Regions from separate parts of the Homo sapiens genome. Here region 2 is linked to region 1. The links are chromatin loops, found by intact Hi-C in ENCODE. Cell type or tissue: IMR-90. All regions are shown on one strand. Each heading gives the region's core, and the rest is flanking DNA. Links, peaks and the distances in the headings are about the cores only.

Region 1 (17,203 bases), core at 5,524-10,523:
AAGACCCCAACTGAAAACAAACAAAAACAATTACTGAGCGCTTGTTGTGTGTAAGCTCCAGGCTGTAGGGAAAAAAAAGAGAAATCAGACTGTTACTGTGTCTATGTAGAAAGGGAAGACATAAGAAATTCCATTTTGACCTGTACCCTGAACAATTGCTTTGCCCTGAGATGCTGTTAATCTATAACTTTGCCCCAGCCTTGAGCTCAGGAACATGTGTTGTATGGAATCAAGGTTTAAGGGATCTAGGGCTGTGCAAGAAGTGCCTTGTTAACAAAATGTTTACAAGCAATATGCTTGGTAAAACTCATAGCCATTCTCTAGTCTCGATAAACCAGGGGCACAATGCACTGTGGAAAGCCGCAGGGACCTCTGTCCTGGAAAGCCGGGTATTGTCCAAGGTTTTTCCCCATGTGATAGTCTGAAATATGGCCTCGTGGGATGAGAAAGACCTGATCGTCCCCCAGCCTGACACCCGTGAAGGGTCTGTGCTGAGGAGGATTAGTAAAAGAGGAAGGCCTCTTGCAGTTGAGGTAGAGGAAGGCCACTGTCTCCTGCCTGCCCCTGTGAACTGAATGTCTCAGTATAAAACCCAATTGTACATTTGTTCAATTCTGAGATAGAAGAAAAACCGCCATGTGGCAGGAGGCGAGACATGTTGGCAGCAATGTTGCTTTGTTATTCTTTACTCCACTGAGATGTCTGGGCGGAGAGAAACATAAATCTGGCCTACATGCACATTGAGGCGTACTACCTCCCTTTGAACTTATTTGTGACACAGATTCCTTTGCTCACATGTTTTCTTGCTGACCTTCTCCCCAACTATCACCCTGCTCTCCTGCCGCATTCCTCTTGCTGAGATAGTGAAAATAGTAATTAATAAATACTGGGGTAACTCAGAGACCAGTGCCGGTGCAGGTCCTCTGTATGCTGAGGGCTGGTCCCCTGGGCCCACTTTTCTTTCTCTGTACTTTGTCTCTGTGTCTTATTTCTTTTCTCAGTCTCTCGTCCCACCCGACAAGAAATACCCACAGGTGTGGAGGGGCTGGCCCCCTTCACAGCCTAGGTATTATGCACATAAAAAGGAGTCTAAAAGACTTTAAAAAGATGAGTCATTATAAAATAATAAGAGTAGATAGCATATTATACTTTTTAAAATTAGTATTATAAGAAATGAGTCCAGATGGCAGAAATTGTGGTGGAACAAAGGTTTTTTTAATGGGGCTTTGTGGATAGGTAGTGGTGGAGAGTTGAGATACGATGAATGTTTGGTTCTTGGTTTTAAACATGGAAATCTAACTTTGGCTAGCTTTAGAAGAAAATAATTTTGTTATAACATTAGGGAGTTGCTCACAGAATTGAAGGAAAGGCCAGAGAACCAGGATCATAAAATGACAAGACACCAAGGAAAGGCTGGTAGCAGAGATTACAGCTAAGGTTTTGCTTTAAAATAGTTTGATTAGGATTCAATTAGTGGCCCAACTGCTGCTAAAGACAGCTAGAAGCCATTGTCACTACCACTGAATGGTACAACTGTGACTGAATTCTCAACTTTTTGTCAGTTACTGTGTCATTCATTCACAATTCAAAGACTTGGGCAGGAGCATAAAATTGGTGGCACCAAGGTTATATTCACTAGCAATCAGGTTGGGAGAAAGTAAATATCCAATATTTAGCCTTCTCTAATGCATCCTGAAGACTTGTCTCCCACACTCATATAACAAGGAATTCTCGCAAAATATAACTGAGTTTTGGGGTTGAGCAGTCAAAAAATGACAAAATATCCAATAGACTCCACTTGTTTGCCTGTCCAATATTTATCCCCACCTAAATCTCATCTTGAATTGTAGTTCCCATAATCCCCATGTGTCATGGGAAGGACCAAGTGAGGGGTAATTGAATCATGAGAGTGGTTTCCCCCATGCTGTTCTTGTGATAGTGAGTTTTCATGAGATCTGATGGTTTTATAAGGGGCTTTCCCCTACTTTTGCTCTGCACTTCTTCTTGCTGCTGCCATATGAAGAATGTATTTGCGCTTCCCCTTCCACCATGATTGTAAGTTTCCTGAGGCCTTGCCAGCCCTGCAGAACTATGAGTCACTTAAACCTCTTTCCTTTATAAATTACCCAGTCTCAGATATTTCTTCATCGTAGTGTGAGAATGGACTAATACCAATATACACAAACTTGCAGGCCGGGTGCAGTGACTCATGCCTGTAATCCTAGCATTTTGGGAAGCTGAGGCGGGCAGATCACTTGAGGTCAGGAGTTCGAGACCAGCCTGGCCAACATGGTGAAACCCCGTCCCTACTAAAAATACAAAAATTAGCCAGGCATGGTGGCACACACTTGTAATCCCAGCTACTTGGGAGGCTGAGGTGAAAGTATTGCTTGAACCTGGGAGGTGGAGGTTGCAGTGAGCCAAGATCAGGCCGCTGCACTCCAGCCTGGGTGACAGTCAGACCCCTTCTAAAATACACACACACACACACACACACACACACACACACACACACAAACTCACTACTTCCCATGAGAACTCTTCCTCCAAAAAACTATTCCACCTCATACTATACAACAAGTTGTTGTTCATTTGACCCCTTCCTTACAGGAAGACAATCAAGAGCCTCATAGGTTACTATTGTATTCAGTGCCATATCCAGGATCTCAGGAATTCTCCACTGCCCCCCTGTTCTATAGTAATTTCATCACAATATTCTGTAACCTATACCCTACATAAAGTTATAAAGTTAGCCAAATGTTTAAAATCCTACATAAAATAATGGAAGAAATGAAGAAAAAAAGCAGGAACACACATGCCATACAAAGGAAATGAGTAGAGGTTATGGCTCTTCATTTTTGAAATTGATAAGGCTCTAGTCTAGTATTTGACTTATTCTGTTCAATATCTATTCCATGTTCCCTTGGCTTTCAGCCAAAACTCTAACAAATATAGGGATTTTTTAATCAAGTAGGCTAACCAAAACTTCATTCCTGAGGGATTTGAGCCTCTGCCAATGTAGGTGTTGTAATATTTCTCTAACTAAACATGAGAGTCTAACATGGAAGCAGCTCGGACCTTTGTCCATATTCCTTCTGGCTTCCACTGTATTGCAGTAACTGGATTTCCCATTGGTAGATGGATTATTAATCACTGCAATCAGTACCAGAATAGCCATTTTGCCTATTGTCTAGTAATATAAGGAACTTTAAATGGCCAAATGTAGTCTCAGCTTCAATTCATTAACAGCACTGTGTGTAACCTTACAGAAGTATTTTTCCTTTGAGAACAAAAATAGGCTGCCTATGGAGATGGGAAGAAAATTTTTTATGGGTTATGTTTTTTGGTTTTGTGAGTAGAATTCTTTGGCTAGAGGCTACATTACATGGGGAACTTTAATAATATACAAGGCCATAGTAGTTGAAAACTTTGGCAGACCTTGCGACGCAAACGTCTGTAGGGTACTGGCAGAGAGAAGTCTTGTTTAGCTAATAACTCTTTAGAGAAACAGCTCTTTCTACTGGGGCATTTTCGAGAATGAACACCACATCTTAGAACTCCAGGTAACCCTATGACCTCAGCTTTCCATTCTGGACCAGATATTATCCGATTCACTTTGTCATCAACATAGATGAGGGTTTTTCAACCTTGGCACTATTGATATTTTGGACTGAATTATTCTCTCTCCTGGGGAACTGTCCTCTCTGCTGGGAACTGTAGAATCTTTGGCAATCTGGCCTGTTGACTAGTTGCCAGTAGCAGCCCCCGATTGTAACAATCAAAAACATCTCAAAACATTGCTAAGTAATTAGCTAAATTTCTATGTTTTGCCCCTGGAAGGCAAAATTGCCCTTGCTTAAGAACCACTGACATAGATGCATCCTTTCATTTTCCTCAAGTCCTGAGTAAGTTGTATGATCAGATTCCCATCCTGCTTCCTACTGTCATGCAGCCTCTCTTCATTCAGTCCGCAGCCTGGCCTCACGAGGGTTTGGTATAGATAATTGACTGATGTTGAAACTCAAGCCCAATTTATAGATGATTCTGTGTAATATGTTACTACCAGCCAAAAATGAGGTGGTGGGGGGCATAAACCCCCATTCATAGGTGGTAGCAATGTGCAGTGAAAAAGAAATTTTTCCTAGGGAGTTCAATATAAATTTCAAGCAGTTCATACTGTTGTCTCCTTGGCTAGAAGAAGTATGGTATGAAATAAGGATTATGTATATTCAAGGAGAGTGAACTAGTAGTTTGGCTGGATTGCCAGGGACTTGACAAAGGACTGGTGCCAACTTAAGAAAGGTGGGGAAGAGATATATAGATGGAGCTCTTTAAATGGACCCAGAATTGAGAATATTTCTGAGCTATGTGAATGCTCACAACAAAGCCTTCATTGCGAAAGAGGCTCTAAATAATCAGGTGGACAGCATAACCTATACTGTAGATGGTAGTCTCTGTCAAGCCAATGCTTAATGGGAGCATAAAATGCTAGGATGGTGGGGTAGTCAGATGGACCCACACTTTCAGAGGCTTTCCTGGCTGCTGCTGCCTTTCTATCTCTGCTGCCCCACTCCCACCCCACCAACTTCTCTCCCTCTCTCTCTTTATGGCATCATATCTTGGGGGATGAGCCAGCTACCTGATAGCCAATTAATTGCATTAGATGAGGTAGCACTTAGCAGTTTTGTCCCCACTGGTAGATACATTATGGTCTTAGATTTGCTTTCCTTGCCTCTGGCAGCCCTACTATTTACTGCATAATTTATACATTATCATGGATTCCCACCACATTGCTCTGGTCAAGGAACTTACTACCCTGAGGAGGTAAGACAACGTGCTCAATTGCTCAATTCTTTTTTCTTTTTCTTTTTTTTTTTTTGAGACAGAATCTGTCTGGAGTGCAGTAGTGTGATCTCGGCTCACTGCCCTCTGCCTCCTGGGTTCAGGTGATTCTGTCTCAGCCTTCCTAGTAGCTGGGGTTACAGGCATGTACCACCACAACTGGTTTTTGTATCTTTAGTAGTGACAGACTTTCACCATGTTGCCCAGGCTGCTGTTGAACTCTTGGCCTCAAGTGATCTGCCTACCTCAGCCTCCCAAAGTGCTGGGATTACAGGTGTGAGCCACCACACTTGGCCACACTCAATTCTTATTTTGTTGACTTCTCTCTTATAATGCACCTTCAACACTGAAATAATCTATTCAAGAGTTAGTTATTAAGCTAGCTGACAGTTAACACTAAAATGGCATCTTTCTGGATGCAATGTATGTTTTTATCCAAGAACTGATTTTTGCTGGTTTCTCCCATGCCCATATTACATGGGTTCAAGAACCAAGACACTGCCGGATGTTTCTATTACACCCAGTGACCCAATAATAAAGTTTTTGCTTTCTGTTCTTCTGAGTCTGAACTCTGTTTTAAAGGTTTTAGTACTTAAGGAAGTTCAAAAAGAAAACTGGTTCAGAAGAACCGGAAGTTCAAACTGCCATCTGGTAATTTTAGATTCTGTATGCCATGAATAATCATGCAAAAAAGAGGGTCACTATATTAGTTGGTGTGTTTTAACATTATAATACAAATGCTGCCACATAATAAGCAAGGAAGAATATAGAAGGAAAATATATTTGTTCTCGTACTGCCACATACAGTGGCAAAAGATGAACTAAGAGCTGAAATGTGTCAGAAATAAAGCTTTGGTCGCCATTATCAGGGAAGAAACTTAGCCAACGTAGTAGCCAAAGCAAAGATAAAATAGAATACATGTGTATAGAAGGGAAGGTGTCATAACCAAATGCTTAATTTAAATGACAGTAACTTTGATCTGTATTTTCTTGCTCTCATATATAAAGTGTATTTTAACAAGTTTCCCATCTTTTTGTCCTTCTTAAAAATATTGTTCTAGTTCACATAAAAAAGCAATGTCTTAATAAGTATTAAAATGACTAGTATAATTTGTAGAATATCAATAAGAGAATGTGGCAAAACTAGAAGGGACATAATCTGAAGGTCCTGGCTTTGGTATTGGATATAGTATACAATGGCTACATTGTTACATATGAGTACTGTTGTAAGCTTAAGGGTGAAAAGAGAAGCTGACCAGCAGAGTGTACAGTGATTATTTGTATTTGTGGTTGCTTGATATCCATTCAACCATCCCAAAATAATTTCAGATGCTGCCTTCAACTAGAGAAGCCAAAGGAGTAGGCACACAGTCTAATCTTGGCCAACTGGGCACTCTCTGCAAGGATCCATCTATATACATTATCCTGACCAGGCTATTCCCACTATCAGACAGTCCCTTTGCTTCATTTTCCTTGACTCTCTGGCACTTTCTAGGTTCCTCCCCACCAGTCCTGATTCCCTTTTCCTTAGTCAGATGGTGTGACAGTTAATATTAAGTGTCCACTTCATTGAATGATGCAAAGTATTGTTCCCGGGTCTGTCTGTGAGGGTGTTGCCAAAGTAGATTAACATTTGAGTCAGTGGACCGGGAGAGGCAGACCCACCCACAATGTGGGTGAGCACCATCCCCTCAACTGCCAGAGAGGCAATAATAAAGCAGGCAGGTGGTGGGAGCAGTGGACTTGGTGAGTCTTCTGGCCTTCATCTTTCTCCTGTGCTGGATGCTTCCTGCCCTCGAACATCAGACTCCAAGTTCTTCGGCTTTTGGACTCTTGGACTTACACCAGTGGTTCTCAGGCCATTGGCCATAGACTGCAGGCTGCACTGTTGGCTTCCCTTCCTTTGAGGTTTTGGGACTCGGACTGAGCCACTACTGGCTTCCTTGCTCAACTTGCATACAGCCTATTGTGGGACTTCACCTTGTGGTCGTGTGAATCAATTCTTCTTAATAAACTCCCTTTCATGTATACATATATCCTATTAGTTCTGTCCATCTACAGAACCCTAATACAGATGGTTTCTGGCAGCTGACATAACCAAGAGCATGGGCAGAAATAGGAAAATAGACAAATATAGAAAATCTCTTTTTAAATCTGACTTACCAGAAGTCTGTCAATCATATCTTTTCCAGGAAACGACTTTTGGTATTGGATATTGTCCCCACTTCTTTGGTGTGAGTCTCCATTGATTGTATCCTTATCTTTCCTATTTCCAATCTTTCTTGTGTGTGTGGTGGGGGCGGGGATGTTACTCTGCTGCTTGTGCTTTTTATCTGCATTCTTAGCTCTTTAGCTTTCAATAGTACTTTCGTCCTGATAAATGTATTTGAAGTTATAAATTACCCTTACACAGTGTTTTATCTAGGTCCTACAAATTCTGACATGTAGTATTTTCACTGTAGTTTAAGTATTTTGTTAAGTATTATTCTTCCCATTCGACAGGTAAGGAAACCGGGAAATGCTAAGATATTAAGTAACAGTTGTAGTTCAAACTCATTACGTTGTATTAACTAAAGAATCATATCTTGATAACTACAGTAATATTCTTTCTGATAACACTTAAGGTGGAACTGAATTTGGGGACATAATTTCTTGATGAAACAGCAAGATTAATAATAGTTTAATTTATTCTAAAATGTCTTTTCAAGTCCCTGAGACTAATCACTAGCCACAGGAATACTTACACCCCGTTTATCTTTCACAAGTAACTAAATAGAATGCTGTAAGCTACACATAAGGAGATGAGATCATCTGAGTCAGTTTCACAATAGAGATGGATTCCAGCTGCTAGATAAGCTCATTTTGACTTGTTTTGTTGCAAATGACAAAAGCCAATGTAAACTGCAAAGGCCAAAAGACAGAAATTTATTGACTCACGTATCAAGAATGGCAGGATTGCCACTGGGCTTCAGGGACCAGGGTAACGCCATTAGCAATATCCGTTATCAGCCTTATTCTTTCCCACTGAGCCTGGCTGAACTACAGCTGCCAGCATTTCCTGGGCTTGCATTTTCCCAGCTTCGTCACATCTTAATTTCAAGCTGAAAAATCCTGGGAAGAGACATACTTCACTGAAGTCATTTCTCTATTCTACTCATTGTAGCCAGGCAAAATGAGATTAGGATTAGCTCAGCCAGAGTTAGGTGACTATCCTTGCCTAATCATTCTGCATATAGATGATTTATATTTGGACCCTGTGTCAGACTGGAGAGAGGAGGGTCATTTCCCAAAAAAGGGGAGTAACAGTCCAGAAGAATTAGGATTCCACAAAAATATCTTACGGATACATCTCTCTCTATATTTATCTATATTAATATATATCTTGTAGGTATATATAGTCATGTTTGGCTTAATGACAAGGATATATTCTGAGAAAAGCGTCATTAGGCAATTTCATCATTGTGTGAACATCAGAGTATACTTACACAAACCTAGATGGTATAGCCTACTACACACCTAGGCTATATGGTATAGCTTATTGCTCCTAGACTATAAACCTGTACTGCATGTTACTGTACTGAATATTGCAGGCAACTGTAACACAATGGTAAATATTTGTGTATCTAAACAGAGAAAAAATAAAGTAAAAAATGCAGCAGTATAATCTTACGGGGGGATTCACTATCATAAGTACAGTTCGTTGTGACCAAAACGTTGTTATATGGCACATGACTGTCTAGGGTGTACATATCTCTATCTAGGGTCTACTGTTAATAACTTTCCTAGTCATTAGACACAAACAATCTGGAGGGAGTTACTCACATTGGTGGTGCGTGGGAATACAGAGTGGTGGAGAGAAGATAAATTGATTCTGTTACTTGTGTACATCTTTGCAATGAAAGGGCTCTTTGGAGTCAAAGGGTGAAGAGTTTAAGCGTGCAGGAAGGAAGGCAGGGAGTGAAAATAGACTGATGGCAACCACCACTCTGGTAGGAATACTTAAGCCATGGGATTGATATTTAGATACACACACACACACACACATTTCAGATAATTTAAATTGGAGCAGTATTAGTCATTTCCAACCAAAGAGTTTTGAATAGTAAAAGAAATGCGAGACTTTTAGAAACCTTGTTTAGTCGGTAACAACATTCAGTAGATAATTAAGGGAACACACTGCACAAATTCATTTCCCACTTAGCCTGAATAAGCAGTTTGACTACTTAATGGTTTCTTATTGTAAGTTTTCCTATGGCCAGGGAAAACAGCTTTGTAAGTAGTCCATCTTTCTAAAACTGAGGTAACTTTCTAAACATTAAAAGTCTTTAGTAACATAGGGGAAAAATTAAGGCTTAATTACTTAGAAAACAAAATATCACAATTACAGGAGCACATTTAATTACAAAAATTATAAAATTATATTAACTATATGTAGTTTTTAATATCTAGTATCAAAATACCTTTTCTACTTTGGTAACTAAATTTTTGAGATTAAGAACAAACTAGTTCAATCATTCTCACATACAAAAATTTCATGTTTATATTTATTAAAAACAAAATAATGCAAGTTCTGTTAAAGTAACAATATATACACCAAGATAAATATTTGGAATTGTGGAAACAGAAATAGTAAAAATTTCAAATTTTTTCTCAATATCTTAATGACTTAAATAATTTAGCTTTTTTCAGGCATTTTTTGTTAAAAATAAACTTACTTAATTTTCAACTTAGGTCAATGTGCTTTTTTGCTTTTTTTAAAGACAAAAATTAGTAAAAATGGCAGGTACTAGGTTTGCACTAGCTAAAAAAATAATGTTTACAGTTGTCTAGATGTAACAATTTTAAAAACATACAAATTCAGTATGTAGTATGAAAATACATTAAAAAAACACATAAGGAACTATGCCCCATAAAAAATATAAATGCAACTTCTATTAATTATATGAATATCAAAAATTAAATATTCTGATTTAAAAGTAGCTTCTATAAAAGTCGGAGTAGTAGGCATTATTTGCTTTCCTAAATGTATAAATAAGAAGTATTTCTAGCTCAACTAAACAGAAATATCAGTATTTCTTAGCAAAAAATGTAGTACATACATGAAAAGGCAAGCATTGTCCTGTATTCAAGTTTTTGAGTTTAAATTCCATTAAAATGTTTCCTACAACTTGAAAGAACTACACACACAAAAGTAAAAAGATGAGGTAAACATCTTATACTCTGAAGAAAGTACTTAATACTCAGATATTCCCAATTAATCTGTATCTTAATACTCAGACATTCTAAAACAATGCTTTAAAAGGTCTTCCATAATGAGGATGATTGTGATAAATATCTGAACTACATAATGAACAGCAGGTTTCTCAGTCTTCTGAGTAGACAGTGATGCTCCTTCTTGTTATTACAAAACAATCATGATTAAGTTTTGCCAACAATATCGCTCCAGTGTGGGTTTACATGAGGCACCATGCTACAGTAAGAGCAGCTACGATGCCATTCAAAATCGCCATGCTATAGCCCATGTGGAAAGAATGTCCAGTCAGTTTCCTAGAAAAAAAGAAAAACACAAATCAAAAAAGAAAAATGTAACGTGGTATAACAAAGACACCAAAAGTTTTCATCGAAAATACTTATGACCTTGGAGTGTATTTCCCAAATGTTCACATATGAATACAAAACTTAAAGAATATTGGACATCTGCAGGATAAATAGTGGATAGATCTTATTAAGTCCTGTGTCAAAACTGTACTGGTTAACAATTACAGTTGTTTCAAATCATTACTGATGAGTAATGCTGAGTTTCATCCCTATTATTTCTTTACTGTGTTTCATTGTCACTGTGTGTAGCCATAACCTAATTCTAAGGTATAAGTTTTGTTATTTTACAAACAGTTCTTTCATTAATTAGCGGTGTGTTTCCATGCTGTCTGTTCTTACTTTGATTTGACTTAAAATACATATTATTTCAAGTATTTGTTCTGTTTGCACCACTTTTAGGTTATATGAAGGAACTCCCTATGTCTTTCATAGATATTTCAGCTATCATTCTAATAGGTTACTTAATTGAAGTGGTTTTCAATGAGTTCTTAAGAATCAGCAAAGACACATCTCTTTTATGATTGCTAGGAGTGCCAACTAGTTTAATAACTCTTATGTGCATGAATATTCCCTGACATTTGTTTCCTTTATCTTGTAACAATCTTACAACAGTTTTTCCCACTAACTGTATTGCAATAATACTATTTGCTTATCCTAGTAAGAATCAGACATATTAAAAAGAAAAGAAGGTAGTATCCAACTGAGACTCTCTAGAAGGCAGAACAGAATACTCTCCTTTCTGGAGCAAAACAAATTGAGGACACACAGGAAGGTGCACTAGCAGAAGTAAAAGCCAAAAGACAAAAGCAGTAAGGGCCCTGGACTGAGACGGTCATAAATACCCATATCCTCTCCTCCTTTCCTAAGGAGTAGCCAAAGCCAGAGAAGCACTTAGCTGTGAACTAACACTTGAAGAGCACCTCATAGTGATTCCAGTCGCACAATATCTGTGGCAGAGATTGAAGAAGGTACATTCTTCAAAGAAGAGCCCTTTGCATTCATCTGAAGCTACATAGACCCTGATGCTTCCTGATGGTTCCCTGCTCTGTTCCAAGGGAGTTATTATTTACTTTCGACTCAACCTTTCTTTACCCAACTAGGGCTAGTCAAAGATGCTTCTCATGTGTTATTAAGGGTTAATCTACCTACCTATATTACCTATCTACATCGTAAAATAGGTATAATGCTTTGTCCCTTTAAAAAAGAAATTCCTCAAATATATGTTGATGACTAGTGAACAGAAACCTAAAGTTGAACAATCAGCATTATCATTCATCATAAAATATTTAGTGACGATCCAAAAAACTTTTAAATTAATACAGTTCGGTCTTCCATATCAGTGGGTTCCACATCTGCGAAATGAACCAAGCAGGTAGAATATATTTTGAAAAAAAAAATGCATCCGTACAGAACATGTATACACTTTTTTCCCTTGTCAATCCCTGAACAATAAAACAACTATTTATATAACATTTACATTGTATTAGGTATAATATTATAAATAATGTGGAGATGTTTTAAAGTATATGAGAGGATATGCTTAGGTTATATGCAAATACTAAGCCATTTTTGAATGAGACTTCAAGTATCCTCAGATGTTGATACCTGTGTGGAATCCTGGAACCAGTCCTTCACAGATAAAGGGGGATGACTGTACTCACCCAATAAAGTTAATCATCAAAAGGTTTCCAGAGTTAATTGTTCTGTTTTAGTAGTTTGTGATCCTCACAATCCCACAAAAATAGAAAAACCTTTAAAGTTCAGTTTACTAAGCCGACAACTACAATGTTGGTAGAATTGAATTTTACTGAGATGTACATGCTCAAATGTTCAGTGACTTCCTTACTAAGCAGGCAAAGCAATGCATTTTAATGGCAATGAAAAAATGCTCGGGAGTAGTGGTTCCTAGTCTTTGTCATCTCAAATGTACCATATTCCCACTGGGAACACTGTAGCAATTGTCACAGACTACTGCTAGGTAAAGGACTTAAATCTTTGAAGAATCACTTGCTTTAATTTAAAGCTTTTCAAAATATTCACCATGATTTTCCTCTTTGGAGGAAGACAGACAATCCCTGCAGGCTTTCTCTCTTGTGACTCTCATTTGTGATCTCTAAAGTCTGTTAACAAAGACTGAAGGAATTATGGTTCTCCTTTGTCAAAACTCTATAGAGGACTTATTTAAAATTGACTCAAGTAAAATGAAAATATTATCTTCAATTAATGAGTTTAATATCTTCAATAAATGATAATTAAATACAATGTCTACCTCATCCAATCTATATCTATACATGCATTTCACTTTTTTAATTAAAGCATACCAGTAAAATGCAAATGTCTAACATTTATATACAGTTCAATGCATTTTTACTGTGGTAGACTCTCATATACTCACCAACCACATAAAGATAGAGAACATTTCTGGCACTGCAAAAAGATCCCTTTTAAATATTCAACTTACCTCCTGCAGATCTTGAGGTAACTGCAATACTGAGGGCTGTCACCAAGATTAGTTTCACTTGCTCTTGAAACTACATCTACATGGCATCATACAATAAATATTTTTCTGCGTCTGCCTTCTTTTGCTCAGTACTGTCTTTGTGAGATTCATCCATGTTGTATGTAGTATTAGTTTGTTCTTTTCTACTGCAGTATATAGCAAAATGTATTTACCCATTTTACTACTGATGGGTGTTTCCAGTTTGGGGCTCCTATACATACAGGTACTATGAACACGTCTTCGGTGGGTGGTGGGAATCTGCACTTATTTCTCTTGGATAGATCCTAGGAGTAGAACTGCTGAGTTACAAGGTAGATATACATTAGGCTTTAGTAGAAAGTATGAAAAATAGTTGTACCAATTTACACTTCCACTATCAACGTATGAGTTTAAGTTGTTCCACATCACCATGAACACTTGGTATTATCAGTGTTATAAATTTTAACCATTTTAGTAGGTCTGCAGAGTATGTTGTAGTGGTTTTAATATTTATTTTTCTGATGATTAATGTACTTACTGACCATTCAGAAAGCCTCTTTTTTGATGTTTGTGTTCAAAACTTTTTCTCATTTTTTTCTATTGGTTTATAGAGTTCTTTACGTATTCTAGATACAAATCTTTTGTTAAAGATACGTGTTGTAAATAATGTTTATTATGGTGTGTCTTTTTTTACTCTCTTAATAAGATCTTTTGATGAACAGAAGTTCTTAATTTGAATAAAGTCCAGTTAATATTTTAAAAAATGGCTAGTGCTTTTTTGGTGGCTTTTTCATTAAATCTTTGACTACTCCAAGGTTATGAAGATATTCTGTATCTTAATGAGGTTTTACTTTTCTTCTTTTGATATTTAAATCTGTAATTCATCTCAAATTAATGTGTATTTTTTGTGTTATAGGACACTGAACACAAAAGAATGAATTTGGTCCTCTACCTTACACAATATACAAAATATACTCAAAATAGACCAAAGACCTAAATACAAGAACTAAGACTATAAAACTCTTAGAAGGAAACATAGGTATAAATCTTCATGACCTTGAATTAAGCAACAGATTCTTAGATATGACAACAAAAGCACAAGAAACTAAAGAAAAAACCTAAATTAGACATCATCTAATTAAAAACCTTTGTGCTTCCAAGGACATTATTAAGTGAAAACCCATAAAATGGAGGTAAATATTTGCAAATCTTATATCTGATAGAGTCTACTAAGATATAAAATAACTCTTATAAGTAAAAAATAAAAAGACAAAAAGTCAAATTTTTAAAAGGGCAAAGGATTTGAATAAACAATTATCCAAAGATATACACATGTAGGGTCCAGCCCCACAGGGTCGGTGGGTTTTCTCCCCATTTGTGGAGATGAGAGAGTGCAGAAATAAAGACACAAGACAAAGAGATAAAAGAAAAGACAGCTGGGCCCGGGGGACCACTACCACCAATTCGCGGAGACCAGTAGTGGCCCCGAATGTCTAGCTGCGCTGTTATTTATTGGATACAAAGCAAAAGGGGCAGGGTAAAGAGTGTGACTCATCTCCAATGATATGTAAGGTTACGTGGGTCACGTGTCCACTGGACAGGGGGCCCTTCTCTGCCTGGCAGCCAAGGCAGAGAGAGAGAGGAAGAGAGAGAGACAGGCTTATGTCATTATTTCTGCATATCAGAGACTTTTAGTACTTTCACTAATTTTGCTACTGCTATCTAAAAGGCAGAGCCAGGTGTACAGGATGGAACATGAAAGTGGGTGGACCAGGAGCGTGGCCAATGAAGCACAGCATCACAGGGACATGGTTAGGCCTCCGGATAACTGCAGGCGGGCCTGACGGATGTCAGGCCCTCCACAAGAGGTGGAGGAGTACAGTCTTCCCTAAACTCCCCCGGGGAAAGGGAAACTCCCCTTCCCGGTCTGCTAAGTAGCAGGTGTTTTCCCTTGGCATTGACGCTACCGCTAGACCATGGTCCGCTTGGCAACGCGTGTCTTCGCAGATGCTGGCGTTACCGCTAGACCAAGGAGCCCTCTGGTGGCCCTGGCCAGGCATAACAGAAGACTCCCATTCTGTCTTCTGGTTACTTCTCACTATGTCCCCTCAGCTCCTATCTCTGTATGGCCTGGTTTTTCCTAGGTTATGATTGTAGAGAGAGGATTATTATAATATTGGAATAAAGAGTAATTGCTACAAACTAATGATTAATGATATTCATATATAATCACATCTATGATCTATATCTAGTATAACTATTCTTATTTTATATATTTTATTATAGTGGAACAGCTCATGCCCTCGGTCTCTTGCCTTGGCACCTGGGTGGCTTGCCGCCCACATACATACAAATAGCCAATAAGGACATGAAAAGCTGATGATGCTCAATGTCATTAGTTATACGGAAATGGAAAACAAAAACCACAAGAGATATAGCACATCTTACTCACTACTTGGATGGTTATAATTTAAAAAAAGAAAAAGAAAACAAGTGTTGGTGAGGATGTGGGGAAATCAGAAGTCCTGAACATTGCTGGTGGGAATGTAAAATGATACAGCTGCTGTAGGAAACAGTTTGGAGGTTTCTTAAAAAGTTAAACACAGAGTTAACATATGACCCAACAATTCCACTCTAGGTATATATCCAAGAAAACTGAAAACAAGTCACACAAAAACTTGTACCTGAGTGTTCATAGCAACATTATTCCTAATAGTAAAAAAGTAGAACTACCCAAATGTCCATCAACTGATGAACGGATTTAAAAAATGGTATATCCATACGGAAAACCATGCAGCCTTAAAAAGGAATGAAGTACTGACATATGCCACAATATGGATGAACCTTGAAAACAGTATGCTAAGTGAAAGGAGTAAACACAAAAGACTACATTAAAAAAAAATCTGTACGATTCCATTTATATGAAATGTCCAGAATAGGCAAATCCATAGAGACGAAAAGTAGACTATGGGTTTCCAGGGGATAGAGGCAGGAGGAAATGGTGCAGTGATTGCTAATGGGTATGGGGTTTTCATTTTGGAGTGATAGAAATGTTCTAGCAGTGATGGTTGCTGAATATTGTTATTCAGTAGTTTTTAGTGAAAATATTAAATACTTAATCATTTTAAGAGTAAAGTTTTATCCTATGTAAATTATATGAAAAAAAAAAACAAAAAACAAAAAAACACTTTACTGTCAGACATTAAAAAGGACCTGGACCGGGCGTGGTGGCTCACGCCTGTAATCCCAGCACTTTGGGAGGCCGAGGCGGGTGGACCACAAGGTCAGGAGATCGAGACCATCTTGGCTAACATGGTGAAACCCCGTCTCTACTAAAAATACAAAAAATTAGCTGGGCGTGGCGTGGTGGCGAGCGCCTGTAGTGCCAGCTACTCGTGAGGCTGAGGCAGAATGGTGTGAACCCAGGAGGCAGAGCTTGCAGTGAGCTGAGATCGCGCCACTGCACTCCAGCTTGGGCAACAGAGCGAGACTCCGTCAAAAAAAAAAAAAAAAAAAAGAGGACCTGAATGAAGGGAGGTCTCCACCATAACCTGGGAATACTCAGCATTGTAAAGGTGTCAATTTCTTTTTTTTTTTAATAAACACCTATAAATTCAATGAGATCTCAGTAGTAGTTCAATAGGATTTTTCTTGGTAGAAAATTGGCATTTTGATACTCAGTTCAACTGATACAATAAATGTGCAAAAAGAATAAATATTCTAAAATTTCAAATCATAACCTAAAATCAAAGTAATTTTAAAAAGAAGTAAACTGATACAGAAATAAAAAAGGCATCTGAATAGACTACAGCATCTAAAAACAGATCTATGTTTCTGAGCGTATGTATGTGGGTGGTGGTGATGAGATGTTTTACCAATAAGGCATTTTTAGGTCAGAGGAACAAAACCTATAATTAATTCTTTACAGGTCCCTTCCTCCCTATTCCTAAGAATCAGTTTTTTATTTAGCAGTGTAGAAGTAATCAAGATTCAGCTTATTTTCAAAAGAGCTGTCATATCTACATGGAGTAAAAAGAATGGTGGCTTCCTTTCAGTCTCCTGCTTTTATTTTTTTTTTGAGACAGGGTCTCACTCTGTTACCCAGGCGGGACTGCAGTGGCATGATCATGGCTCGTTGCAGCCTCCACCTCTCGGGGCTCTGGTGATCCTCCCACTCCAGCCTCCCAAGTAGCTGGTGAGGCAGGAGAATAGGGTCTGGAGGCAGGGAATCTAAGGCCAATCTGTGCTAACCTCCTAAAAGAGAAACACCAAGATCTGGGGGCA
Region 2 (17,203 bases), core at 5,967-10,966, 65 kb before region 1:
GTGAGACCCTGTCTCTAAAAGTTTTTTTAAAAGGACATTAAATAAAGACATTTTATTTTCATGTTGAAAAAAAATTCACTCAGCACCTGCACTATAGGAAGTATGCAGGTAGTAGGAAAACAATATCCTATGGCAACACAGACGTACAAAGAGCAATAAAGAGTGCTGGAAATGATTAATAAATAAATATAAAATTTAGTTTTCTCAGTTTTTCACTTTTATTTTTCATTTTTATTTATTTACTTATTTTGAGACAGATTCTTCCTCTGTCACCCAGGCTGGAGTGCAGTGGTGCAATCTTGGCTCACTGCAACCTCTGCCTCCCAAGCCCAAGTGATTCTCATGCCTCAGCCCCCTGAGTAGCTGGAATTATAGGCCAGCACCACCATGCCCAGCTAATTTTTGTATTTTTAGTAAAGAACGGGTTTTGCCATGTTGGCCAGGCTGGTCTGAAACTCCTGACCTCAAGTGATCCTCCCACCTCAGCCTCCCAAAGTATTAGGATTACAGGCGTGAGCCACAGTCCCCAGCCCAGTTTTTCACTTTTAAAAAGGTTATTTATTAACTTTAGTAGCAATAATAATAACAAGGTATTTGCGAATGTATAACACATGGAAGAAAAATGTAAAGAAACAATAATGGAAAGGATGGGAGAGGGAAAATTGAATTATACCTTTGTAAGATTCTTACATTATATATTAAGTGGCATAATATTATTCGAAGGTGAAATGTGACAAGGTGAAGTGGATACTATACATCTTAATTGCCACTTAAAACAATAGAAGAAATATAGCTAATACATTAGCTATAAATAGGGCAAATATAAAAAAGTATCAAGATTACAGGTTTAAACCTAGCTACATTGATAAGTATAATATATGCAAATGGCTAAACACTGCCTTAAAAGACAGATTGTCAGGCAGGATTTTGTAAAGCAGTATCCAATTATACATTATCTATAATAAACTTACTTTAATATAAAGACATAGGTTCAACATAAAAAGACCATAAAACAGATACCATTTTCTCCTAATCATAAGAGAATTAAAGTGATCATATGAACGTTAGAAAATTAGGCTCCAAACACAAAATGTTACCAGAAATAAAGAGGGCTGTTTCATAATGATAAAAGGGTTAATTTGTCAAAAAGACATAATAATCCTAAATTTCTTTGCACATAATTACAGAACTTCAAAACACGTGGAGCAAAACTCACATAACTGAAAGGAAGAGCAAACTAATCTATAATTATAGCTGAAAAATCTCAACACTCCTCTCCCATAAGTGATAAAACAAGTAGGCAGAAAATCAGCCAAGAATACAGAAAGCTTGAGCAAGACTATCAATCAGCCTAACTTAATTGACAGTCATGGAACACTACATTCAACAACTGGAAAAAAGACTTCTTTTTTTTTTTTCCAGAATTCACCATTCATCCAAATGGCTATATATAGGCCATTATACAAATCCCAATAAGTTTTAAAAGATTGATATAATAAAAGTATGTTTTCTAACCATAGCAGAATTAAATGTAAAAACAGACTGGGTGAGGTGGCTCACGCCTGTAATCCCAGCACTTTGGGAGGCCAAGGAGAACAGATCACTCGAGCTCAGGAGTTTGAGACCAGCTGGGCAACATGACAAAAACCTGTTTCTACAAAAAATACAAAAATTAGCCAGGCACGGTGGTGCGCGCCTGTAGTCCCAGCTACCCAGGAGGCTGAGGTTGGAGGATTGCTTGAGCCCAGGAGGTTGAGGCTGCAGTGAGTTGAGACTGTACCACTGCACTTCAGCCTGGAAGACAGAGCAAGACTCTGTCTCAAAAATAAATAAATAAATCTAAAAACAATGGTACATAAAACACCCAACAAACTAGGAATAGAAGGGAATTTTCTCAACATAATCAAGAGCATGTATGAAAAACTCACAGCTGACATTATACCCAATGATGGAAGACTAAATTTCTCCTAAGATTACGAACTAGTGAAGGATTCCCACTTTTGTCAATTCTGTTCAATATTCTACTAAAAGTCCTACCCAGAGAAATTAGCCAAATAAATAAATAAATAAAAACCATCCAAATTGGAAATGAATAAATAAGATTATCTCTACGCTATGGTCTGAAGGTTTGTGTTCTCCCAAAATTCATGTTGAAATTCTAACCCCAAGGTAATGGTATTAGAAGGTGGGGCCATTGGAAGGTAATTTGTTCGTAAGGATGATGCCCTCGTGAACCATAAAAGAGACCCCAGAGTTCTTTTCATCCCTTCCACCATGCAAGAAGAAAAGACAAGAAGGTGCTGTTTGTGAACCAAAAAGCAGATTTTCACCAGACATCAAATCTGCTGGTGCCTTGATCTCAGACGTCCAAGTTTCCAGAACTGTGTTTTTGTTGTTTATAAGCTACCTACCTTACAGTATTTTGTTATAGCAACCCAAACAGAATAAGACATCTGATACGTAGAAAATCTTAAAGACCCTACAAAAAACCTATCAGAGTTAATAAACAGATTTATCAAAGTTGCAGAATATAGTAATTAAAGAAGATCTAAATAAATAGAAAGACATGGCCGGGCACAGTGGCTCACACCTGTAATCCCAGCACTTTGGGAGGCCAAGGAGTTCAAGACCAGCCTGGCCAACATGGTGGAAACTCATCTCTACTAAAAATACAAAATTTAGCCGATGTGGTGGTGCACGCCTGTAGTCCCAGCTACTCGGGTGGCTGAGACACAAGAATTGCGGCCTGAACCTGGGAGGCAGAGGCTGCAATGAGCCAAGATCATGACACCACGCTCCAGCCTGGGTGACAGAGCGAGACTCCATCTCTAAATAAATAAATAGAAAGACATTCATGTTCATGTATTGGAAGGCCTAATATTGTTAAGATGGTAATACTCCTCAAAGCAATCTACAAATTCAGTGTAATCTCTATCGAAATCCTAATGGCCTTTTTGCAGAAATGGAAAAGCAGATCCTAAAATTCATATGGAATTTCAAGTGACTCGTAATAGCCAAAACAATTTTGAAAAAGAATAATAAATTTGGAGAAGTCACACTTCTGTATTTCAAAACTTATTACAGAGCTACAGTAATAATCAAAACAGTATGATGCTGGTACAAAGATAGATATATAGACCAACAGGATAGAATTAAGGGTCTAGAAATACACCCATACCCTTGTCAACAGATTTTCAACAGCAGTGTCAAGACCATACAATAGGGAAAAACAGCCTCTTCAACAAGAAGAAAATATATGGTAAATCTTTGTGATTGTGGATTTGGCAACGGATTCTTAGATAAGTCACCAAAAGGTCAAAAAAGAAAACAAATCACTGAACTTTGACAAAATTAAAAAACATTTGTGCATCCAGGGATACTATCAAGAGAGTGAAAAGACAACCCACAGAGAGGGAGAAAACAATTACAAATCATATCTCTCACAAGGTTCTAGTATCCAAAATACATAAAGGACTCTTACAACTCAACCCGAAGAGACCAAAAACATTTTTTAAATAGGCAAAGAATACAAATAGACATTTTTCCTAAGAAGATATACAAATGGCCAACCAGCACATGAAAAGACGCTCAACATCTTTAGTTAATAGGGAAAATGCAAATCAAAACACAGTGAGATGCCACTCACTCACTCAAATCCACTGGGATGGCTATAATTATTTAAAAATAGAAAATAAAGATTAGCAAGGATGTGAAGAAATTGGAACCCTCATACATTGCTGGTGGAAATATAAAAAAACAGTGTAGCCATTATGGAAAACCGTTTGGTGGTTCTTAACAAAGTTAATCATTGAATTACCATATGACCCAGCAATTCCACTCCTAGGTACATGCCCAAATTGAAAACAGGTCTTCAAACAAAAACTTGTACACATATGTTCATAGCAGCCTTATTTACAATAGCCAAAAGTTGGAAATAACACAAATTGTCCATCAACAGATGAATGAGTAAACAAAATATAGTATATTCATACAATAGAATATGATTCATTCATAAGAAGAAATGATGTACTGATACATTCTACAACATATATAAGCCTCAAAAAACATTGTGCTAAATAAAAGAAGCCAGACATAAAATGTTACACATTTTAGTACCCAATTTTCATATGAAATATCCAGAATAGACAAATCCATACAAACAGAAAAATATTAGTGGCTGTTAGAAGAGAGAATGTAGAGTGCTTGCTTAAAGAGTACAGGCATTCCTTTCAGGGTGAGGAAAATATTTTGGAACTAAATAGAGGTAATAGTTGCACAAAATTCTGCATGGACTTCAGATGCCAGTGAATTTTACATTTTAAAATGGTTAGTTTCATGTTACATGAATCTTACCTCAATAATAAAATCAATAGCAAAAAGTAGAAAAATCTCCAGTTATTTGGTAACTGAACAAAAGACCTCTAAATAACTCTTGGGTCAAAGAAGAATTCAACAGGAAAATTAGAAGATATTTTAATAGAGTGATAGTAATATCAACATGTATGACACATCAAAATTTATGAGATGCATCTATAACATTGCTTAGATTAATATTTATCATTTTAAGTGCTCATATTTAAAATAATAAGAATCTAAACCAATGATCTAAGCTTCTTTCTTAATAAGCAACGTAAGAGTAAGAAGAATAATAAATAAAAAGAACATATTAAATCCAGAGTAAGGAGAATAAAGGAAATCACAAAGATAAGAGTGGAAAGCAATAAAAGTAAAAAGTGAAAAAATAGAGAAAATCAGTGAAATCTTAACCTGGTTTTTTAGGGGAAAAAAATCAATAAATTTATAAACCTCTAACTAGTCTAATAAAGAAAAAAGAGAAGACACAAATAACCATAACTAAGAATGAAAGAAGGGATATTATTACAGATCCTACTAACATTTTTAAAGTACTAAGAGGCTGTCACAAAAAATTTAATGCCAATAAATCTATTAGATGAAATGGACACATTTTGGGAAAGATGTTGGCAGACTGTATTTTTCAAAATTGTTTCAACAATAATTCGCATACCAAATGCTGTTTCAGAGCCTTCCTCTGCCCCATTAAGACATGAAGTCTGTATCTCATACCCTTGAAACTCAGCAGGGTTTTGCAACTGTTTCTACCACTACAGGACAACAGGAGTGACGCTATGTAACTTCAGAAACAAGATTATAAAAGGTAAAAACAGCTTCAAGCTGACTCTATCAAAATTTAAAAGCTCTGCTCATCAAAACATACCATTAAATCAAACAAAAAGATAAACCACAAACTGGGAGAAAATATTCACAATACATATCTTTGACAAAGGCCTTGTATCCAGAATATTTATAGAACTCTTACAACTCCATAAGAAGGCAATCAACTGTAAAAAATGGGCAAAAGATTTTAACAAACACTACACAAAATAAGATATATAAATGACCAATAAGTACATGAAACAATGCTTACCAAAGGATATTGTATTATTCCATGTATATGAAATTCTAAAAAAAAAAACAAAAGTCATCTATAATTTCAGAAAACAGATGAGTTATTGCCTGGGGCCAGGAGTAGAGTCATAATGGCAATTAACTAGAACATGGTGTAAGTAAACTTTTGCAGAGGATGAAAATTTTATATATCTTAAATTCAATATGTGTACATTTTAAAGTGATTCATTTTATGTTAAATTTACCCGAATAAAATTATCTGAAAATGTACATCATTAAAGTCATTTAAAATGTTAGATATCTGATGTTTAATTTTTAAAACCTAGTGAACTATTATGCTAAAGTATAGCATTTACTACATATTAATAAAGGTTCACAATGTCCAAACTATTGTTTTCTTAGTGCAAAGCCTATATTTTCCCATAAAATGAAATGGAAAATAATTATCTACAAAGAATTGAAAGACTTTAATTGTGTCCCTGATTCTTCCTTTACATAAAAAATTTGGCACACACCCTAAATAAGGAGTTGGGGAGGAAGTAACTTTCTGTTCCAAGCAGTGAGACATATGTGGGGTCTTCCCCTGAAGGTGCAGTACTTCAGATCTCTGAGTAATTGAAGGACTGGCAGGCAGCATGGGTTTCCATTAGGTTCATGTGTCACAAACTTCTAATGCCACTTAAAATCCCATCCTTTCCTTCTTCCACTTTCTTAGAATCTTCCCAGTGGTGCTGACCATGACATAAGCCAGCCTTACATCAAGCTCAGCAATGTGAGGAAGCTATGCACTGACTCAAGAACAGTGACTTTGCATTATTTATGTTACTAAATGTAAAGGCGACCAAAAAAGGAAGGTCACTAAACTTTTTTTATTTGAATATTGAAAGTATCAAGCATAGTGATTAAGTGTTTTAATAATAACAATCACTAATTCTAATATGGAACTCATGAGGAAGGCATTATTCTAAGTACTTTATGTATGTTAACTCAGTAATTCTCTTAATAACCATAGAAGGCAGGTACACTCTTCTTACCCCATTTTAGAGATGAGCAAACTGAGACACACAAAGATTAAGTAATTTGCCCAAGGTTATACAGCTGATAAACAGCATAGCTGAGATTTATACCCAGATAATGTGGTCCAAAATCTAAGCCCTTAACCTCTACTGTACATTTCCTATCCAGTGATTGTCACACCAGCATTTAACATCTATTAAAAGCAAGGATCTGGATTCTGACCTGTATAATTTTAACTTTTTTTAAAAACAGTGACAAGCTCTCATTGTATTGCCTAGGCTGGCCTTGAACTCCTGGGTTCAAGCAGTCTTCCTGTATAGCTGGCACTACAGTTGTGCGCCACTGTACTTGGTTCTACTGTCTTGGATAATTTTGAGATGAGTTTCAGATCACTGTTTGGGCCCATTCCCTGTATTTAAGTATGTATAAACAAATGTATCTCTATGTCTATACACACACAAACACATTTGGAAATATATACGTATATTTTGGCTGACTTTACATACATATATAATATATATAATCTTAAATGCAAATAGGTGTATGTTTTAAAGTGATACATTTTATTATGTTAAATTTACCTCAATAAAGCTATTTGAAAGTTTACATCATTAGAGTCATTTAAAATACTAATTTAGGTATTTGATGTTCAGTTTTTAAAATCTAATGAACTATTATAATGCTAACACATAGCATTTACTACATATTAATATATTTACCACATATTATATATATATGACCTGAAAATATGGGAAGAAAAAACATAAAGGTAAAAGCTGATGACCACGTAGGAGCCACACATTGTAACAGATCTCTTCTTTCTTGTATCTCCTATAGTACTTTCTTTCCACCATGCTCATCGTACATCCACATACTGCATTTAGATTGTAGTTATTTGTATATTTATCTTAATGCTTCTATTCCAGCATAAACTGAGACCATGTCTAAAGCACGTATCTAATTCATTTCCTTTCATACAACAGCTGCTAATAAACATTTATTTTTGTTTCCTCTGACATTCATAGACCTGATATAGCAGACAGATACCTGAAAATAAAGCTGACTACCAAAAACAGTCAGTATAGAAAGGCAAATACATGAGTACAAGAGTCCAAGGGCACAATTTTTATCTTGTTATGATCATAGAATAGCAGAAAAGGCCAAAGTAGACCTTGACTTGCTCCTTCCTCTGCCATGAGCTGTGTGACCTTGCTGGGGTTACTCATCCTCTCTGAACGTCAGCATTTCCATCTAGTAAATGTGCTTTGACAGTTTTGAGAGCTTTTTTTGTTTGTTTTTGTTTTTTTTGTTGTTTTTTTTTGAGACGAAGTCTCACTCTTGTCGCCCAGGCTGGAGTGCAATGGCACGATCTTGGCTCACTGCAACCTCCACCTCTCCGGTTCAAGCAACTCTCCTGCCTCAGCCTCCCAAGTAGCTGGGATTACAGGCACCTGCCACCACACCTGGCTAATTTTTGTATTTTTAGTAGAGACAAGGCTTCACCACGTTGGCCAGGCTGGTCTTGAACTCCTGACTTTGTGATCTACCCACCTCGTCTCCCAAAATGCTGGAATTACAGCCATAAGCCACCACACCCAGCCCTGACAGTTTTAAATAAATCAGGAGTATAAAAGTTTCAGCACAGAATAAGCACCTGATAAAGTCAGCCCTCCCACACCCCACTCCTTCATTTTATCCTTCTAGGGTAGGTGTCACAAATTAAATGCAGGTAAATGAGTTAAAATCGCTTGAGAATAAGAGATAGTACAGAATGCCATTTAAGAATATAGACCCAATACTACTATATCTTCTAATGAGAGAGGTGAAGCAGAAATCTGGAATTTAATGTGGAATCTTTCCATGTTTAAATGTTGACAGAGAAGTCAAAATTATTAAAACATTATATTCGCCAATGCTGTAAGGTCAAACAAAATTTGTCTGCTGTCCTGTGCCATCCAATAAACCACGGGTTTGCTGCCTTTACTTGTGGAGAAAGACAAAATACGCTAACAACAGCAATATAGCCTGAATTTGGTACATGTAGACAAATACATCTCTATAGCTAAACATACACACTTTGTGGCATGCATACAGTTCTTGGGACATATTGTCAGAAATCACCTACTTCATTTTCTTTCTTCAAACTGATTATTTCCCAACATGATGACATGAATTTAATTCCAGCAGGGGATGTTATCATATTAAGTTTCTCTTCCATTTAGTTAGACAACAATTCTGCAACACAAGGTCAAAGTCATTCAGCCTTAGCCATTTTCCTGTGTTTGTAACAACTGCCTTTGTGCCCAGATGGTCTGAGTCACGGCCTTTGTCAACACACATGTGTCTTGCCATTTCTTTTGGCTTTTTTCTTAAGAGTTGAAGTCACAAGGTAAGTGATAATTTTTAAAGGCTAATTAAGAACCTTTCTGCATATATCCTACTTAATTAGCTTCTGTCAACCTTGATTATACTCATTTTAAAAATTACATTTTACTTATGTGTATTCTGCTTGTATGAATAATGTGAAATAACAGAGGGCAGCTATTGTTCTGAGCCTTTCCAGTGAATCACTACTACTTTGCAATAACAGAATGATCAAAATAACATAAATGCTAACTAGAGACTCTTTAATATGAATTTACTTCATGCTGATAAACTCCTATAATTGCTGTGCATGTTTAAGGGTGGGAAGGTATTTTTCTTTGGCGTGATAGCTCCCAGTGGCTACTTTGTAATTTCGTAATGTGAAGGTGACCAGTAAGGAGGCAAGCCTCTCAAATTCTAATGCTTCTCAAATTCCGGTGTGTATCAGACTTGCCTTTGGAGCCTGTTAAAAATTCAGATCCCCCATACTTACCTGAACCTGTGTCACCCTTATCCTGAATGAATCCTTATCTTATCCTCTCAGACCCTTAGTATTTTCATGTACAAAATGGGAAATCAGTCCACATTAAAGGTAGTCGAGAGTTTAAAACAAAATAATTAGTGCAAAAGTCTTAGCACAATACCAAACCTAGAGTACCTACGTAGTCCTAAAATTCCGAATCATTTTTTTTCTCTTGGAAACTCTTAAGTAAAAGATTCTGATTCAGTGAATCTGGTGCTGGGCCTGGCAATCTGTATTTTAAAATCCAGGAGCTGTTTGCCCTGGTAATCCTGTTGCAGGTGATCTGGGAACTCTGGGAATTAAGTAACTATTGAGAAATTCTTAACCCTTGTCTCTAGAGATTGCATCCGAGTCCTGGCTCTACATCACAATTAGCTGCAGCACTTTTAAGACTATGAATTTCTAGGCTTTACTCCCAGACATTCTAACACTGCGTGTCTGGCAAGGAGCTCAAGAATTAATGAGAGTTTTTTAAATTCCACAAGTGACTTTGATATTAGCCAGAGTTGTGAATCATTACTTAAAAGTCTTCAAGTATTTTTGTCCATCTTCATAGTAGAAAAAAATTCAGCACATACGTATCTATAGGATATGAATATCTATTTGATATAGTTTGGACATGTGTCCCCTCTAAATCTCATGCTGAATTGTAATCCCCAGTGTTGGAGGTGCAGCCTGGTGGAAGGTGATTGGATCATAGGGGCAGATTTCTCATGTATGGTTTAGCACCATTCCCCTTGGTACTGTCCTTGTGAGAGTGATTTCTCATGAGATCTGGTCACTTAAAAATGCGTAGCACTTCCCCCCACCCCCACCCTCTCTCCTCCTGCTTCCGCCATGTGAGATGCCTGCTTCCCCTTCACCTTCCACCATGATTGGAAGCTTTCTGAGGCCTCCCTAGAAGCTGAGCAGATACTTCCTGTACAGCATGCAGAACCATGAGCCAGTTAAATGTCCTCTCTTTATGATTTACCCAGTCTCAGGTATTTCTTTACAGCAATGCAAGAACAGCCTAATTATGCAGCCTATATTTATAAAATATTAGGATGGTGAAAAAGTAATTGCAGTTTGCCATTGAAAGTAATGTAGGCATAGCTTCCAGTTTCCCATTAAAAGTAATGGCAAAACCACAGTTACTTTTGCACCAACCTAATATAAGCCATTTTTACTATACTATGTACTACAGATTTAGAAAACATACAAAAATGGAAATTCTTAAAATATAAAACAAAAATAAACTTGTTAAAATTTTTTTGTTTCTAAATGGAATCAAACTCTGTCAGTGAAAATATTATTCTTAATGAAATTCCAGAAGCTTAGTTCTTAAATGTCTGCTAAGCTCGTTAAGATGACTTCATCACGCCTCTAGTTACACTCTCATGGCATACTACACGCACTTTACATCTCAAAATAGTTCAAGGCACCGTACATTTAATATGTAGCTATGTATCTGAAAACATGCATTATTATTACTTTTTTTTTTTTTTTTTTTGAGACGGAGTCTTGCTCTGTTGCCCAAGCTGGAATGGAGTGGCATGATCTCGGCTCACTGCAAGCTCCGCCTCCCGGGCTCATGCCATTCTCCTACCTCAGCCTCCTGAGTAGCTGGGACTACAGGCGCCTGCCACCACACCCAGCTAATTCTTTTGTATTTTTAGTAGAGACAAGGTTTCACCATGTTAGCCAGGATGGTCTCGATCTCCTGACCTTGTGATCTGCCCACCTCGGCCTCCCAAAGTGCTGGGATTACAGGCGTGAACCACTATGCCTAGCCAAAAACATGTATTTTTAATGATAGTGGATATAAAGTCATATTTCAAAGACCCTTCTTGATCATTGTAATCTTTTTGGCCGACTGCTTATTAGATCTGATTAGATTGTCACTGTTTTTACCTTGCAATGTGCCCGATGAAGAGCCTGTACTAGGAGTCAAAGAGGTGTTGACTCTGACATTTTCTTCTTGTCTCCTTGTGTTTGTATTATTAGTATTATTTCTAACTGGCAAGTTTTTTGCAGGAATCTTTTGGAAGCCATTATGATGCCTACCAGAGGATCTTAAGGTTCTATGAAATATTCAGACTCTTGGACTATCTCAGGCCACACTTGGCTTCAGATTTATTCAGATAGACATAGGCTAGGAGTCACAGCCTGCCAGAGGACAGAGCTAGGCTTTGCTCTCCTGGAGTCCTTGCTTCAGTTGCGGGGATGGCCTCTGTCCTCCCTGTGTGATAGCTCAGGTTCAAGAATATGACATCCTCCACAGTGGCTTATTTCAGAATCTGCCCTGGTAGCCAACATCTCATATAACAACTCTGTAGGCATAGCTTCCAGGTTCCCACGGAGACATACTCAGCTCTAAGAGTTACCACACTCAACCAAAAGCTAAGAACGTATAGTTCTTTGAGTCCAGTTGTAGCCTTTTACTCAGTCATTTTCACAGTAAGCAATGTTGCCTAGCAACATATTTGACACATTACCTTTCTAGGCACTCTGAAGAAAGAGCTTGAAAGCTAACAAAAAGTCAAGTTTTTATGCAGAAGGAGAAAGAGTTTGCTAACCCTTTATTCATACCAATTTTGTGGTGATTTGCTTAGTTAAAACCAGAAGCTATAATCTTTAAATTCATCTAACTGGCACAGGTAGCATACATCAGACTGCAGTTTTCTGAAAGCAAACAAGTAAGAGGGTCACAGTCACTTAGCACCTTAATCCTTACCTCACTGTTCTCATCAGCATTACAATTCAATAACAAAAGGTGTAAATTTATTTTTACTTTCTGCTCCAATTTCCTGTAGAGCAGGGATCATGCCTGACTTGTTCATTGTTCTTGTTCACTATCCCCAGTGCCTAGCATTGTGCCCTGCACATAAGAACTCAATTAACATGTATTAAGTAAATGAATATATGCCTAATATAACCATATATATCTGAGATTGCCAGTATAATGCCAAGCAAACTAGAGAAACATGATACTTACATTTCTAAAGTATATAAGGAATGTGTATCATTATCTAATCCTAAAGATGACATTGTTATCAACATCATTACATTTGTTGAAAATCATATATTAAGCACCTATTTTGTCAGTCAACAGACAATGGAAAAGAAGATAGATAGGATCCAAGACCTAGCAAAGACTGTAGTCTAACGGGCAAGACAGATATTCAAGGGTTTGGAGTTTAAACATATCCTCAAATCAAAGGAGACCAATGTCAAGAATCCCTCTCTTCTCCATAGTATGAAGGAGGTTGAAAATGACAAGTGTTGCACATTGATCTAAGCCAATTCATATAAATAATTACATCCATTAAATCAAATAATTTCAAATAGGCTAAACAGGGTGTTGTGAAAGCATATGACGAGGGCCCTGAAACCTAGTCTGGGGAGGTAGGAAGTCTTCCCTGAGAAAGACATTAAGACTGAGATCTAAGCAACCGGTTAGCAGGCAAAGGCTGAAGGTCTGGAGGTCTCAGACAGAGGGAACAGCACGTTCAAAGACCTTAAGGCAGGAGCCTAAGGAAAAATACCGGAGAACAGAGTCTAGTGGGGCTGGAGCAGACATATGAGATAAGGCTGAAGAAAGAAGCAGGAAGTAGGTCTTGCAAGGCTCTGTAGACAATTTTGAACTTTACTCGGAGTTCAATGGAAGGTCCCTAAGCAGGGGAATTATGTGTTTTGACTATAGTGCTTCCTGGCTCTAGTAACTACAATTACATTGGAATAAACCACGTAAGCCTTTCCTTCTCTGAATGACTTTTATTTGATTTTTATTTGTAATTTATTTTGCAGTTTTCTGAACCATAAAATATCTCTGCCCTTTGTAAATTACTGAGTGATTCTTCCTGAACCTTGTAAAGTTTAGCTGGAGGCATTCTGATACTTGTGTTCATCAGATTTTCCCTGACTCTAATCAAAAAGCCATAATTCAATGTCTGATTGTTCTCAGTAGGGAGTATTACCTTAAAATATTATTTACTCCTTTTGGTAGCAATTTTTTAATCAAATATTAAAGTTGCAGAAATTAATCTCATCCCTTCCACCATGTGAGGACGCAGCAAGAAGACACCATCTATGAACCGGAAAAAAACAGGCCCTTACCAGGCACGAAATCTGCCAGAGCCCTGATCTTGGTCTCTCCAGTGTCCAGAGTTGTGAGGTCAAGAATGATGAGAAATAAACTTCTGTTGCTTTTAACCAGTCGGTTTACAGTACTTTGTTACAGCAACCCAAATGTACTAAGACACCCCTTTGTCTCCAGGGAACCTGTACTTTGATTAAATCTGGATTTACTTGTAACAAAATAAAGAAATTCTCTTCGTTAGCAGTGTAATTCTTCCCAAAGAAGATTTTTTTTAATTGGGAGAATATTTGTTTAACCATTTGTGTGAGTAGGAATGAGAGTGGGAAGTGTGAGACCCTCTGTCCAAGGAGCATGCTTGTAGGCAGTAGGTAGTTCCTCCTTTGCTACGTCTGTTTTCCACTAAACCAGTGGTTTTAAATTCTATCTAGCCCCATCAACTTCTTCTTAGGATAATTATTAACTAATACTCCTTTAACATCAAGAAATTAAATTATTGGATATTTTCTATCCCCACATATTTCAAACAATTCAATAAAATTCCCTAAATGTACTATAAATAGAATTGCCAGATAAAATAGAAGGACATTGTTTAGGACATATTTACACTAAAAATTTATTGATTTTTTTTTTTTTTTTTTTTTTGAGACACAGTCTTGCTCTGTCACCCAGCCTGGAGTGCAGTGGTATGATCTTGGCTCACTGCAACGTCAGCCTCCCGGGTTCAAGCAATTCTCCTGCCTCAGCCTCCCAAGTAGCTGGGATTACAGGTGCATGCCACCACACCCAGCTAATTTTTGTATTTTTAGTAGAGACGGGGTTTCACCGTGTTAGTCAGGCTGGTCACGAACCATGAACTCCTGACCTCAAGTGATCCTCCCACCTTGGCCTCCCAAAGTGCTGGGATTACAGGTGTGAGCCATCACACCCGGCCCTGAAATGCAAATTTAACTGGATTTCCTGTCTTGTTATTTGCGAACCTTGTCAACCCTAAATATAGAGGAGAACTAAAAGAAAAGCTATGTACAATCATATAATAGGCATTTGAATGTATAACTGCTCAGCCATATGGCCCATAATGAGGTAGTCAGACACTTATATCTACAATGGAGTCACCATGATTGTAATAGCTACAAATGCAGATGGATGTTGGTAGGTTTCATTGGCCCCTCAAATACCATTAAGTGGTATGGCCACTTCTGATACCATTTTCTGATATAACAAACATTCTCAGAAAATTTTCAGACAAAATAAGCCACCACCTTCTTAATTTGCATAGCAGCTGAATTCCTGGAAAATCTAGTATATTAAAACCATGCCAAACACACAGAGACACATAAGTAAGTATGTTTTAGGCCCAGAATAATTACAAACAGAATTTCTCACTTACATGAATATCCAGCAGGATATTCAAGAAACATGGAGAACGTGGCACAATTCTTGCTATGTGGGACTTTGCTGCACATTGCAGGACATTAGCTTCTCTGGCTCCAGCTCATGATAACCAGCAGTACCCTCCCTCTATGGTAACAATCAAAAGAGCATGGCCACAGATTTCCCCCAATGGGTGGTAGTAGTTTAATTGAAGCTTTTAGTTTAAACCACACATAAAGGGAGAGTTTTCTAGGACAAATGAGGGAAGAGTTCAAAGAAAAAAAAAACTTTCTTCTTTTGATATGTCATGAAACCACTGGCCGGCCTGTAAAATCTTTGGTGGAACATTTGTTTCTGTTTCTGAGAGCTTGGAGTGGGAGGGAAGAAATAGGCTCTGATACATATGTTCCCTTTCCTCTTCTAGGACCTGTAATCCAGAGTATGAGGACAGGAGGACAGATGGGAAGGCAGAGGTCATGAGGAGACTCCTTTAAGTATTAGTGTTATGGACTGAATGTTTCTGTCCCTTCCAAAATTCATATGTTGAAGCCCTAACTCCCACTGTAATGGTATTTGGAGATGGGGCCTTTGGGAAGTAATTAGGTTTCAATGAGGTCATGAGGGTAGAGCCCCATGATGGGATTAGTGTGCCTACAGGAAGAGGAAGAGGCACCAGAGCTATATATATATATATGTATATATATATATATGCACACCAAGGAAGCCTATGTGAGCACACAGAGAGAGAGTAGGCTCTACAAAGCCGAAAGAGGTCACACATCCCCTGACCACATTGGCACCCTGATCTCAGACTGTCAGCCTCCAGAACTGTGAGAAAATAAGTGTCTGCTTTTCAAGCCATCCAGTTTATGATATTTTGTTATAATAACCAGAGCATATGAAGACAATTAGAAGGAGTTCCCTACCCTGCTCTGGTTCTGCCAGGTAGTCTTGATAGCCTTGGATGATATAGTTGCTACCGAACAAACATTGTACATGGTTTTATTGGAATGGCATAAAACTTCACTCTGGCCCCCTCCACCATGGAGGCCCCTTTTGAAATGACAGCTGAATGGGCCAGGTGCAGTGGCTCATGCCTGTAATTCCAGCACTTTGGGAGGCCAAGGTTGGTGGATCACTTGAGGTCAGGTTCAAGACCAGCCTGACCAACTTGGTGAAACCCCATCTCTACTAAAAATACAGACAATTAGCTGGACATGGTGGCAGGTGCCTGTAATCCCAGCTACTCAGGAGCTGAGGCAAGAGAATAGCTTGAACCCAGGAGGCGGAGGTTGCAGTGAGCCAAGATCGTGCCATTGCACTCCAGCCTGGGTGACAAAGTGAGACTCCATCGTTAAAAAAAAAAAAAGAAAAAGAAAAAAGAAATGGCAGCTGTGTCCAAAATAAGGCCTCTCTTGGACCTTCTAGTGATAAAATGTCCACCCCTTCTCTAGCATACAGCCTGGAACTCCTTCACCTCCTGTAATTTTTGGATTCCTTCATGTGGAATCCTTTTCCTTACCCTCCAAAGACCTTGGAAAATGGATGTCTTAGCAATTCGTCCTCTGCCCCCACTTCTGAGACACTATAGCATGTTTTTTTTTCAGGCTTTGGAAGCATTTGTTACTCCACTGGCCTCCCTTTTTCAGAAATCTCCAGGACCCAGCTGGACACCTGTCTTTAAGTTCAAACATACCCTCAAATCATAGAGGACAAACATCAAGCATCCCTTCTTCTCCATGGTAGGGAATGGCCTGAAAATGATGTTTCATATACTAGTCTAAGCCAATTCAGAACTTTTTGGAAGATATCTATAGCCCTCTGAAGTTAGAGGTAGGTAAGGACTATATAGCTCCTTCCCCTCATCCTTGCAATCATGTAGCGTACTATGATAAATTTGCCTCCCCTACTAGCAAGTATTGTAGAAGGCAGGCAGTCTTACAACTCGCAGGCTTAAAACAGTCTTACAACCTGTAGGCTTAATAAAATTCTAGCTCTATGCTCATCCGTGCTTGAAAGGATCTCTTGAATCAGACACAATGATGTTCAGTTATCCTTCTGGTCAGAATCAGGAAAAAAAATATTCCATTGGGAAACTGAAAACAGTCTCACAATTTCCTTGGAATCCTAAGCCTAGAAGTCTATTCCAAATAGCATAGGCGCTTGAGTTCCCTAAATACTTATATACACTGTTAATGTAAGAGGGGAAATGCCTGTACAATATTTCTGGCCTATGCATGCATTTGAATAACACTGACTTCACTAATGAAAAATTTCTTATATTTTTGTGATGCTAATTAACAAAGATAACTGAAGCCAATGTCACCTTAGAAGAGTGGGCTTCTGATTAGTCATTCAAATGTTAACTCCTTTGAAAGCATGCATTCTCAATTAGGGTACTTCAAATATTAACTAACCAC

The links. Hi-C counts contacts between places; a loop is a spot of excess contacts. Peaks named below come from ENCODE experiments on the same cell type or tissue, not always from the same donor. Only the 100,000 strongest peaks of a DNase experiment are listed, where the experiment ranks them.
Region 2: it touches region 1 in a loop (4-fold over the local background); 1 of 110 quality-filtered maps calls a loop at or near these places.

What each region holds. Positions count from the first base shown.
Region 1 is chr2:152,752,933-152,770,135 of GRCh38, reverse strand. ARL6IP6 (ARF like GTPase 6 interacting protein 6) reads right to left here. Exons shown (of 4, transcript NM_152522.7): 4 at 7,740-10,389. The coding sequence ends at 10,296. Among named protein-coding and RNA genes, the nearest start is that of ARL6IP6, 43 kb to the right of the region's middle. In IMR-90, for the core only: no CTCF peak of the experiment used is centred there; a DNase peak (open chromatin) is centred at 7,675; H3K27ac peaks cover 2,015 bases.
Region 2 is chr2:152,818,595-152,835,797 of GRCh38, reverse strand. No RefSeq gene overlaps it. Among named protein-coding and RNA genes, the nearest start is that of ARL6IP6, 110 kb to the right of the region's middle. In IMR-90, for the core only: no CTCF peak of the experiment used is centred there; no DNase peak of the experiment used is centred there; H3K27ac peaks cover 862 bases.